Regions from separate parts of the Homo sapiens genome. Here region 1 is linked to region 2. The links are chromatin contacts, found by Hi-C or POLR2A ChIA-PET in ENCODE. All regions are on one chromosome and are shown on one strand. Each heading gives the region's core, a stretch centred on a gene start or an enhancer-like site at or near the end of the contact. The rest is flanking DNA. Distances are from core to core; before and after follow the strand shown.

Evidence for each region. A loop is a pair of places that touch in the nucleus more often than their neighbours do. ChIA-PET counts read pairs that join two places held with the same protein, here RNA polymerase II (POLR2A). Pooled maps may share reads with other maps.
Region 1: a loop to region 2 is called in a map of PC-3, with 14 times the contacts of the local background. The contact joins two enhancer-like sites. A Hi-C loop is called at or near these places in 8 of 168 maps with a recorded cell type or tissue (B cell, CD4-positive, alpha-beta T cell, IMR-90 and 5 more), 18 of 37 single-sample maps with no recorded cell type and 12 of 50 pooled maps. POLR2A ChIA-PET finds 5 or more read pairs at or near these places in 2 of 52 experiments (OCI-LY7 and activated CD8-positive, alpha-beta memory T cell).

Annotation. Positions count from the first base shown.
Region 1 is chr21:41,930,647-41,936,875 of GRCh38, forward strand. The region is part of intron 2 of C2CD2 (C2 calcium dependent domain containing 2); the gene reads right to left. Among named protein-coding and RNA genes, the nearest start is that of SNORA91, 15 kb to the right of the region's middle. Within about 2 kb of position 3,050, at least 20 of the 41 ENCODE cell types and tissues checked have a DNase peak (open chromatin) inside an H3K27ac peak, as active enhancers do; they include PC-3, where a contact is called at or near this core.
Region 2 is chr21:41,812,050-41,818,157 of GRCh38, forward strand. PRDM15 (PR/SET domain 15) reads right to left here. Exons shown (of 24, transcript NM_001040424.3): 19 at 3,656-3,787. Among named protein-coding and RNA genes, the nearest start is that of RIPK4, 48 kb to the left of the region's middle. RefSeq lists an enhancer at 4,807-4,856. Within about 2 kb of position 4,667, at least 7 of the 41 ENCODE cell types and tissues checked have a DNase peak (open chromatin) inside an H3K27ac peak, as active enhancers do; they include PC-3, where a contact is called at or near this core.

The DNA of each region.
Region 1 (6,229 bases), core at 1,800-4,299, 120 kb after region 2:
AGCCAAGATTGCGCCACTGCACTCCAGCCTGGGCAAGAGAGTGAGATTCTGTCTCAAAACAAAACAAAAAAAAAAAGAAAGAAAGAAAGAAAATGAGGGTATTCGGTTACAATATTTCCTAAAAGAAATGCAACTCTTTTTCAGTGAGTGACCTGTCACAGCACAGTTCCTAAGCCCTGATTCACATTCATCTTTTTACTGATGTGTGGACCTCAGACCCCCAGGGAAGGGGTCATGAAAAGCTTCTGAACCCCCACGTGCCAGGGAAGGGCTGTGGCTGAACCTGCGGGGGAAGGGCTGGCTCTCAGGTGGCTTGAGATATGGAAATAGGAATTTCCTCCTTCTAGGTCAAACATTCTGGAGCAAACCTCTCCCAAGACATGAGGAAAGACAACATAGGTAGAAACTTGTTACTCTTGTGTAAGAAGGTAATTGAAGTCTAGGAGAAATAAATGCACTCGGTGCATGTTGGGACTAGAAGAGAATGCAGAGAGAGCCCCGGAGAAAAGTTTAAAGGCCATGCTCTGCTGCCTCCAAGCCAGCCCTCACTGGAGCCTGCTCACAGCAGCCGTGGGCAGGAGCGTGCTTCCACACCCGGTCTGAGCAGATACCCTGCAAGGCAGGCACCCAGGAGAATTCCCTTAGGAAAATGCCACAGCCCTGCAGGGCCTGCTGCCTGTGATAAATATGTGTTTGGTCTTTGTTCCTGATGCCTGGCACAAAGCTCTGAAAACCCTTGGAATCTCCCGAGAGATAAGAGCGTCTTTTGAGAAGAGTGTCTTTTTTTTTTTTTTTGAGACGGAGTCTTGCTCTGTCGCCAGGCTGGAGTGCAGTGGCGCAATCTCGGCTCACTGCAACCTCTGCTTCCCAGATTCAAGCAATTCCCCTGCCTCAGCCTCCCAAGCAGCTGGGACTACAGGCGCGTGCCACCACGCCCAGCTAATTTTTTGTATGTTAGTAGAGACGGGGTTTCACCATGTTGGCCAGGATGGTCTTGATCCCCTGACCTCGTGATCCACCTGCCTCAGCCTCCCAAAGTGCTGGGATTACAAGCGTGAGCCACCATGCCTGGCCAAGTGTCTTTTATATGCTGACAAAAGGGCTGTTGGGGGGGACCCCAGATAGCACCAGGATGGGGGCTGGTCACTTGAGAAACTTTGAGCCCCACCTCCAGCATCCCACTACCCCACCTCCAACATCCCACCACTCCACCTCCAACATCCCACCACCCCACCTCCAGCATCCCACCACCCCACCTCCAGCATCCCACCACCCCACCTCCAGCATCCCACCACCCCACCTCCAGCATCCCACCACCCCACCTCCAGCATCCCACCTCCCCACCTCCAGCATCCCACCTCCCCACCTCCAGCATCCCACCACCCCACCTCAAGCATCCCACCACCCCACCTCCAGCATCCCACCACTCCACCTCCAGGGAGGGCAGAGGGGCTAGAGGTCGCATTCAATCACCTATGGCCAATGATGTAATCCATCATGCCTAGCGAATGAATCCTCCATAAAAACCCTGAAAGGATGGGTTTGGGGAGCTTCCAAGGTGGTGAATACATCAAGGTGCCGGGCGGGTGGCTCGTCCAGGCAGGGCATGAAGCTGCTGGAGTCCCTGCCCTCCCCCTCCGCCCGCCTAAGCATCCCTTCGATGTGGCCGATCCTGAGTCATATCCTTCACAATAAACTAGTAATAGTTAGTAAACTGTTTTCCTGAGTTCTGTGCTATGAGCCGCTCTAGTAAAATATGTGAACCTCAGTGGGGTGGGTTGGGGAAGTCTGCCATCTACAGATAGTCAGAAGAACGGGGGCAACCCGGAGCTTACGCCTGGTGTCTGAAGTGGGGGCCGTCTTGCGGGACCTAGCCCTGGGCCTTTGGGATCTGTGTTAAGTCTGAGTAATGTCAGAATGGAGTTGAACTGTAGGACACCCAGTTGGCACCAGAGTTGAAGAACTGATAATCGGTGTGAGAAAAACCCCCACACATTTGGTGTCCAAAGTGTTGTGAGTAAACATAGTTGAGACTGCTCCTGGCCGCAGCCGCGGCTGGGCCGGGTGTGGACTCTGCACTTATCTATCGTTGGTCCTGTGGGATGACTCAAGCTGCTCCAAGTTCTGGAAGACCGCACTCTGTGTAGACTATGCAGAGAGGGTTTTGCAGATGAACCAGATATTTGCAAAGGTGATGACTTGGACACACCGAGGCCTTCAGGGTGGCAGGAGAAAGTCCAAGAAAAAGGCATCCAGTGGGCACGGCAGCCAGTTTCATTGGGAGAGGGACCCACAGGGAGACTCCAGATGGAACACCAGTCAGGGGTTTGTCGGCGGAGAGGAGGTGGGGAGCTCAGGCCAGCCAGTCCTCGGCCTTATCCTTCCGATCAGAGATGGCATTACATAACAGACAGGCTGGGTTCCGGCGGCCTTGTCCCTGTCTTGGCTCAAATGCCAACCACATGTCCCTTGTCAAGGCTGAGTTAGAAAGATAGGAAGAGGCAACCTGACACCAAAGTGTGAGCTTTGAAAGGGAGGGGCGATGCCCTGGAATGAGAAGTTCCTGTTTCTTTTCTACCTCTTATTTGTCACAGGTCCTCAAGTTCTGTTACAGTTTTTTTTTTTCCTTCTCAAGAATTATGCCCAGCTGAGGGAACACGAGGCGGTGCAGACACGGAATTAGGTGTAAATTTGGAGACCATGGGGGTGTGTGGCTTAGATACCAGAGAAGAGGAACACCACTGTGAACCCGCTGCCCTACACGGCAGTTCTAGGGCTGAACTCACCGAACAGTGTTAACAAAAAGAGGCCTTGCTGTCTTATCATTTTTATTTAACGCACGAACATTAAGCAGTGTCTCACCCTGGACATTTTACAAGAGATTAAGCTGGCTGGATGCCTTTGCAAAAACAGTGCCCTAAAAATGTGTCATGTTTGGCCAAGATGCTCATCCAAGAATGGAAAAGGCCATGTACACAATCCAAGCACCCGAGGGTGTTCTACTCCCAACTGACCCTTCCCAGGAGCCCGGGCAGATCCCAACAGGACTTCCTCCTTGTGGGTATGCATAGGATCCAGGCTGGCAAGAGCGACCAGGCTCCTCCTCCCGCACTCACAGCCCCGTGAAAGGGGAGGGGAGGGGAGGGAACCCGTCTACTCAACTGGTGGGCTCACCCCACCTCAAAGGACAGTGTGAGCCACAGCCACGACAAGGCAGTGGCAAGGGCTCCTTTCCTCATTTGGCCACAAAAACATAAAAGTCAAGAGCTACGTGGAAAATTGTTGCAAAACAAAACAAGAGTCCGTGTGTGTGTGCTTTTCCTCCGGCAGGAAAAAGCTTCCGAGAACACTGTTAACAGCAGCCTCATCCCAGCAGGCGGCAGCAGGAGATAGATGGTTAAAAAAAAAAAAGTTTGGACATTTTTATTTTTAACTTTTTAATGACCATGAACTATTTCTGTAATTATATCAAAACAAATACAATTTAATCATCCACTTTCACCAGGTGAGGTGGCTCACACCTATAATCTCAGCACTTTGGGAGGCAGAAGACGATGGATTACTTGAGCCCAGGAGTTCAAGACCAACCTGGGCTACAAAGTGAGACCCCATTTCTACAGAAAAAATAAAAAAACTAGCCGGGCATGATGCTGCATGTCCGTAGTCCCAGCTACCGGGGAGGCTGAGGCAGGAGGACTGTTGAGCCCAGGAGGTGGAGGCTGCAGTGAGCAGTGTCTGTGCCAGTACACTCCAGCCTAGGCGACAGAGTGAAACCCTGTCTCAAAAAATAAAAAACAGTCCACTTCCTAAGGCTGCTTTTCTGACACTATGTATCAAGATCCTGAAACATGTGCTAGTCCACTTCCTAAGGTTGCTTTTCTGACAATATGTATCAACATCCTTCAAAATGCACGTACTCTTTCTCAAGTACCTCTACTCTTCTACTTCTAGGAACAGTGAGGAAATAAACACATGAGCAAAAATAACAACAGAGGTAGGAGAAAATATTGAGCCCCGCACAGGCTTGGCATTGCTCCATGTGCTGTACCTGTGGTAACTCACTCCATCCTCATAGCCCGTCTAGGGGGTGGACAGTATCCTCTACCTTTACAGGTGAGAAGCCGAGCCACACAGAGGAAGAGAAAGAACGGAGCAAGGAACCATGCTCCTAACCAGGACAACACGGCTGCTGCTTCACAGCCTTGCCTCGTTTTTTTTTTTTGCTTGTTTGTTTGTCTGTTTGTTTGTTTTTTCTGTTTTTCCCGAGTAGAGTCTGGCTTTGTCGCTCAGGCTGAAGTGCAGTGGCACCATCTTGGCTCACTGCAACCTCCACCTCCCAGGTTCAAGCAATTCTCCTGCCTCAGCCTCCCAAGTAGCTGGGATTACAGGCGTGCACCACCATGCTCGGCTAATTTTTGTATTTTTAGTAGAGACGGGGTTTCACCATGTTGGCCAGGCTGGTCTCGAACTCCTGACCTCGTGATCCACCTGCCCTGGCCTTCCAAAGTGCTGGGATTACAGGTATGAGCCACCGCGCTGGCCAGCCTTGACTCTTATGTGTTCATTCATTAGAATTTTAGGGGAATTTTAGTAACATGGGGGAAAGAATATAAATGGAATATAGTGTAAATTGTAGCAAAAAATAAATGCAGAAGCAAAAGACTGGCAATGCACACCAACACATGAACAGAGCTAATCACCAGTTCATGCAACTACTGTGTGTTTTTATTAAATATTCTTCTGTGTCTTTCAAGTTTTCATCAATGAACTCGTATTGATTTTATGATAATAGCGGAATTCCTATGTTTGAGACAGAATGGAACCATGGCAGCCTGAGGTCTGAACTTGCCAGAGTGTGGGAGTATCTGCAAACTGCAGCATGCCCGTCTGTGCTTGCTGAAGCCTGACCCCCACAGCCAGAAAAGTTCTGACACTGAGGGCCGGGCGCGGTAGATCATGTCTGTAATCCCAGCACTTTGGGAGGCCGAGGTGGGTGGATCAAGTGGATCAGCCTGGCCAACATGGTGAAACCCCGTCTCTACTAAAAATACAAAAATTCACAGGGCGTGGTGGTGCACACCTGTAATCCCAGCTACTCGGGAGGCTGAGGCAGGAGAATCACTTGAACCTGGGAGGCAGAGGTTGCAGTAAGCCAAGGTCGCGCTCCAGCCTGGGTAACAGAGCAAGACTCTGTCTCAAAAAAAAAGTCCTGACACCTTGAATGGTGCTGGGAAAACTGGCTATCCACGTGCAGAAGAATGAAATTAGACCCTTATCTCACACATATATAAAAATCAACTCAAAATGCATGAAAAACTTAAATGTGAGACCAGAAACTATAAAACTACTAGAAAAAAAAACATAGAAGGAAAGCTTTAAGACACTGGATTGGGCAATGATTTTTTTTTGGTATGATCCCCAAAACACAGGCAACAAAAACAAAAACAGACAAATGGGACTGCACCAAAACTAAAAACTCTGCACATCCAAGGAACCATCAACGGAGTGAAGAGACAACCTACGGAATGGAATCCCATATTTACAAGCCATTTATCTGATAAGCGGTTAATATCCAAAATAAATAAACAACTCAAGTAACTCAACAGCAGGAAAACAAATAACCCAATTAAAAAATGGGCAAAGGATCTGAATAGATGTTTCTCCTTTAGATGGCCAACAGGTCTATGAAAAAGGGCTCAACATCACTAATCATTAGGGAAATGCAAATCAAAGCCACAAGGAGATATCACGTCAAACCTGTGAGAATGGCTATTAGCAAAAATATGAGCAATAACAAGTGCTGGTAAGGATGTGGAGAAAAGGGAACCCTTGTATGCTGTTGGTGACAATGTAAATTATTCCGGCCATTACAGAAAACAATATGGAAGCTCCTTTAAAAATTAAACAGAGAACTACCATATGATCCAGCAGTCCCACTACTGGGTATACTGTTAACCCTTGAACAACGTGGGTTTCAACTGCACAGGTCCACTAATACATAGATTTTTTCCCACCTCTGCCACCCCTGCTACAGCATGACCAACCCCTCCTCTCCCTCCTCCTCAGCCTACTCAACGTGAAGACGATGAGGATGAAGACCTTTATGATGATCCACTTCCACTTAATGAATGGTAAATAGATTTTTTTCTTCCATATGATTTTCTTTTCCTTTTTTTTTTTTTTTTTTTTTTGAGACGCAGTCTTGCTCTGTTGCCAGGCTGGAGTGCAA
Region 2 (6,108 bases), core at 3,417-5,916:
CTTTAATAGACCAACACCAGAGGTGGCAATTGCTCCCGCACGGCCACTCGTGCCCACGGATTCTAAGACTCCACCTTCCAAGGGAGGGGCCTTAACCCCCCAGAGCCTCCCAGAGTAGGGAGGGTCCCTCCCCAGGTCCAGGGACAAGACCAGGAAGTGTCACTGTTTTGTTGCTTATTTTAAGGACACTTTTGATTGACATCAAACTCATAGACAGAAAAACACAAATTGTAAGTGAGTGCGGGCTCAACAAATTTCCACAAAGTGCATGAACAAAATAACCAGTTCCCTGATTACTAGGGAAAAAGAACCAGCATAGCCATCATCGTGACATTCCCAGGATCAGGAGGTGCACGGTAGGTGGCCTTGTGGTGGAAACAGGTTTAATTAGAGCCCGGGGGGAGGCGTACAGATAATCCTGTTAAAATCTGTTATTTTATGTATGAGGAGGCTGAATCTCCCAGGACAGTCTGTGGAACTTGAGAGGGTGAAGACGAAAAGGCCGGCCCTTAGCGACTCTGATTGAGAGAGTCTGGGAAAGAAAACCCAAGCCTGGTCTTTAGACAAAGCCTCTCAGATGATTCAGGACATCCAAGAGCAAGCATCCCCAACAGACGGCCACGTGAGGAAAGTTGAGAGGACATTCCTCAGAAGCTAAAGGACCCCAAAATGCTTAGAGAAATAAGACAAGCTGTGGGCCACTGCCCTGAGGAACGGCCACCGCCTTGGGAACAGCCACTGCCCTAGGGAACGGCCACTGTGGGGGATGATCGCCAGGGGAGAACTGGGGAGTGTGTTTGTTTCACCAGCCCAGACACCTTGCTCTGACGGCTGTCAGCGCCCCACCAGGCGGCACAGGACCCGTGTTCCCCGGAGCGAAGGGAAACGTGTGGCACGTAATTATGTATGTGGTCCACAGAGAGGGAGACAGGGAGGAGGCCAAAGGGGGACCAGCTTCCTCCTGGTGCAAGTGCTCACATCAGCTCACGTCTGGGGGGCTCTGGGGGGTCAGGGGCAAGCAAGAATAGAGTCCACGGTCTGTTTCACCCCAAAAACTGATGGGGAGGTGGACCCTATGAATGCCCTTTAAACAAAGGTTGCCCCTCAAAATGGGAACAAGACAAGTAATTTTTAAAGGCACTTAACTCAGTCCTGAGGGCTCACTGTGGAGCATGGGACAGAGGCCACCACAGCCCAGCGAGTTGGTGGGCGGCAGGCAGAGTGTGGGGTGTTCTGAGAACCCAGATGAGGGCATGTGGCCCAGTCTTGGGGAGCAAGAGTATCCCAAAAATGGTAAAGCATATACTGGACAGAGATTCCCCAGGAAAGAGATGGACAGTACACTTCTGCAGTCCAGGGGCAGAGGAGGCTGGCACGCCCGGCCAACCCAAAGCAGACCCGTGTGGCAACCCGCGCCACTCTGGGGAGCAGGGGAGGAAGGTAGGCAGGTGACGTGGGCTGGATAAAGGCAGGACCCAACGTGCAGTTGAGGGGCCCCCAGGGGGCACTGAACAGGCTCACGCCAGGGAACTTCACGCTGAGACACAACTCCACCACTCAGGGACAACCTCTCAATTCTGATGTCTCAATTTTCTCTCCACAAGCACAAAAACACTCGCCCATACAGAAGGGTTTTATGAGAATGGCCTTGTATTGGCATTGCGCAGGGTGCTTTAGTGTTTTATAACAATGCTTTGTGTTAGTGATTGCGCAGGGTGCTCTAGTGTTTTCTAAGATCTTGGCCTTGTGTTAGTGATTGCGCAGGCTGCTCTAGAGTTTTATGAGAACGCCTTGTGTTAGTGATTGTGCAGGGTGCTCTAGTGTTTTATGAGAATGCCTTGTGTTAGTGATTGTGCAGGGTGCTCTAGTGTTTTATAAGATCTTGGCCTCGTGTTAGTGATTGCGCAGGGTGCTCTAGTGTTTTATGAGAACGACTTGTGTTAGTGATTGCGCAGGGTGCTCTAGTGTTTTATGAGAATGCCTCGTGTTAGTGATTGCGCAGGGTGCTCTAGTGTGTTATGAGAATGCCTCGTGTTAGTGATTGCGCAGGGTGCTCTAGTGTGTTATGAGAATGCCTCGTGTTAGTGATTGCGCAGGGTGCTCTAGTGTTTTATGAGAATGCCTCGTGTTAGTGATTGCGCAGGGTGCTCTAGTGTTTTATGAGAATGCCTCGTGTTAGTGATTGCGCAGGGTGCCCTAGTGTTTTATGAGAATGCCTCGTGTTACTGATTGCGCAGGGTGCTCTAGTGTTTTATGAGAATGCCTCGTGTTAGTGATTGCGCAGGGTGCTCTAGTGTGTTATGAGAATGCCTCGTGTTAGTGATTGCGCAGGGTGCTCTAGTGTTTTGAGAATGCCTTGTGTTAGTGATTGCACAGGGTGCTCTAGTGTTTTATGAGAACGACTTGTGTTAGTGATTGCGCAGGGTGCTCTAGTGTGTTATGAGAATGCCTCGTGTTAGTGATTGCGCAGGGTGCTCTAGTGTTTTATGAGAACGACTTGTGTTAGTGATTGCGCAGCGTGCTCTAGTGTTTTATGAGAATGCCTCGTGTTACTGATTGCGCAGGGTGCTCTAGTGTTTTATGAGAATGCCTTGTGTTAGTGATTGCGCAGGGTGCTCTAGTGTTTTATGAGAATGCCTTGTGTTAGTGATTGCGCAGGGTGCTCTAGTGTTTTATGAGAACGACTTGTGTTAGTGATTGCGCAGGGTGCTCTAGTGTTTTATGAGAATGCCTCATGTTAGTGATTGCGCAGCGTGCTCTAGTGTTTTATGAGAATGGCTGTGTGTTAGTGATTGCGCACGGTGCTCTAGTGTTTTATGAGAATGCCTTGTGTTAGTGATTGCGCAGGGTGCTCTAGTGTTTTATAAGATCTTGGCCTTGTGTTAGTGATTGCGCAGGGTGCTCTAGTGTTTTATGAGAACGACTTGTGTTAGTGATTGCGCAGGGTGCTCTAGTGTTTTATGAGAATGCCTCGTGTTAGTGATTGCGCAGGGTGCTCTAGTGTTTTCTAAGATCTTGGCCTTGTGTTAGAGATGGCGCAGGCTGCTGTAGTGTTTTATAAGAATGTCTTGTGTTAGAGATGGCGCAGGCTGCTCTAGTGTTTTCTAAGATCTTGGCCTTGTGTTAGAGATGGCACAGGCTGCTCTTTGACCTGTCGCGTCACCGACTCCTTTCTATGCACATCAGCGTAGTACACACATCACCCGAGCGGACACCTTGCTCTTTTCTGGATTCACCATGGCTTAGCCAGTGCCCTACCGAGGCCACGTCTGACCTTCCAGCGCCTTCCCTAACTCAAAAGATGACAAGCAACCTTGCATGCACATCCCTGGCCCTTGTCTGGTCGCTATTTCTTGTGCACATTCCTGAGGGGGAAACAGCTGAACGGGAGGAACATTTAAAGACTGACCAGTCTCCCAATGCCGGAAGTGAGCTGTGCAGCATGCTCTCCGGTGACGAGGCCCCTGTGGGAGGGGGACCTTTTGAGATATGCAGCTGCTCACCCCGGCCCCAGGAAGCTCTCTTGGGGAACCCGGCACTCAGTGGGAATCACAAAGAGGAATCGTCTCAAGGCGGCTCTCTCTTCTCCCACGGCCCACCTGGCTTCCCTACACAGTGAGCGCCGTGGCTGGCGCGGCCCGGGCCTCGGACTCACCCGTGTGCCGCTTGCAGTGCTTGAGCATGTTGACCTTCTGCGCGAACCTGCGGTGGCACTCCTTGCACTCGTACTCCTTGATGCCCTTGTGCAGCTTCATGTGGTGGCGCAGCGCGTGCTTGGTCTTCATGCCTTCAAGGACACAGCGAGTCAGAGGCGGCCACACCCCCACGCAGCCCACCTGGGGGCCCATGCCCGAGACCCTGGGGCAGGCACAGGCAGCGGCCCGTGCGGTACTGGTGAGGGTGTGGGCCGGCCCCCGAGGATCCCGGTCAGTCCACCAGCGGTGAGACCTGGGAAGTGACTGTGCCCAGAGGCCGGGAGGGACTGACTGCAACATCAGGTTCACTCACTCCTGCCAGGGCCTGGCCGAGCCCTGACCACGCGAGCAACGCCGGGGCGGTGGGTAAACTTCCCTGCGTGCCCATGGCAACCCGGCGGGAGAATTCGGTGAGAGATAGATTAATACAAGCATGACTAAAGGTTCCCTTCAACCTTGACAATATGAGTGGTGATTGGGATTCGGACGCGAGATGGTTTCAATCTACCTGTAATTTAAGAAGCCAATCTTAAGAAGCTGAAATACTCCAAAGCCTCACTCACACAGCCAGTGGAGAGAGGGTGGCCCTGGCATAGGGGCTGAGTCAGAGGTTGTGGTGCGCTGGCAGGGACAGCACTGTACAAGGCCCTCCGCAGGGGGCACAGGCATGTGCGGCTTGGTACACCTGACCGTGAGGCTGACACGCACCAGGGAACAGGGCGACCCAGCCCAAAGGCAGCCTCCCCAGCCCCGAAGAGGCGCCTTCACTGTGCCTGCCCAGGGCGGTGGGCAGCCTGCACTCCCAGGCCACCGTGTTCCCTCCACATTTGGGGAAGAACTACTGAGCCTGAACACAGCTCTGTAGTAAGCTGGTCAACGGTTCCCCTGTGATTCCACCCTCACCAGATGCAGGGGTGACCATCCACCAGCTCCTGCCAGAATTCTAAAGGCCGGGCCAGAAGACCTCCCTGGCTACGAGAAAACTGCGCGGCTGGGCCAGCAGGGGGAGCAAAGGCCCCACGATGAAGCCCGCTGCCTGCACACACAGCTGCACAACTCCTGGCCTCGGGTGGGGACGGCACCTGCAGGCCTATTACCAATGACCGAAGAGTGATTCCACCTGAAAAAGTTACTGTCAATCCTTTTGATTAAAAAAAAAAAAAAGAGTGCCGGTCACTGCTGACACGCCCAGACCCCAGCACTTCCCTCTTCCTGCTTCTAAAATGAACATATTCCAAATTTCAAAACTAATACACAGTCACAGAAAACCCAGAAAATACAGAAGAGATGGCATCTCCACATTCTGACCTCCCCACCACAGCCAGCATTGGTGACAGTAATGTTTTTTCTTCCATTTAACAAAGAAAATCTGCCAACAGTTTCAAAATAAACACAACTGCCAGACAGAGGAAATTTTAAAGCTTGCTCTACTGGGATTGTGAGTCAATCCATTTACAAATTACCGTGGGGAAAACTGATGTTTTTTAAATACTTATAATTTCTAATCCCGAACAGGGGATGCCTTTTTTATAGCTTTCAATACCTGGTGTCATATTCTTACTGGCCACAGTAAGTTCTTGTAGATCATTCCTGAGTAGTTCAAGGCCCATGATGTGATTCTGAACAAGACGTTTTCCTCCACACACACAGAAAACCTACTGGCTGGGCCCCTGCCTCCACCTGCTGGTGACAGGCTCTCACGACTACTAACAGCCTCCCACTTGGTCCCTGACACTGACTAATTCCCTGGTCAGGGCTAGAATTTCTGGAAAAAAATGTAAAGTAATAATATGCAACAGTGTTTCTTGCAACACTGTAATAATAAATGACTATAACAAAACAACCAGAAACTTTATAAAATAAAGGGTCTGGTTATATGAATCGTACGAAGGGCTTGAAAGATAAAACCAGGCAATATTTACATGTTCCGATATAAAAAGATCTCCAAGACGTATTTTCAAGTAAAAAAAAAATAGCAAAGTATCAAAAAAACAAATGAGCACAAGCATGCGCTGGTATGTACTAGCAACTGTTGCGTGATAGCACGATGACAATACTGGAATTTGGTATTCTGTAAAATAAATCTGGCAACTGATGTATTAATGCCAGCATTTTATTTCAGCTATTCAGAATTCATTTTAAAAAACGATGCAACTAAATAATTAATACATTTCAAACACTAAAATGTCTACAACATTATAAAATGTGGCTTTACCCCACACCCCTTGCCTCCCAGGGCATCTGGTGGCATTTGGGGACCTGCAGGGGACCCAGGTGTGGCTCCTCTCTGCCTGCCTAAGAGGCCCGGCCCTGAATAAGCCCCCACCCCTGCCCCTCCTGTCTCTACGCGCTACTCAGGACCCCTCCAGCCAGGCTCACCACACTGTCTTAAACATTTTACTTCTTGGGGGCA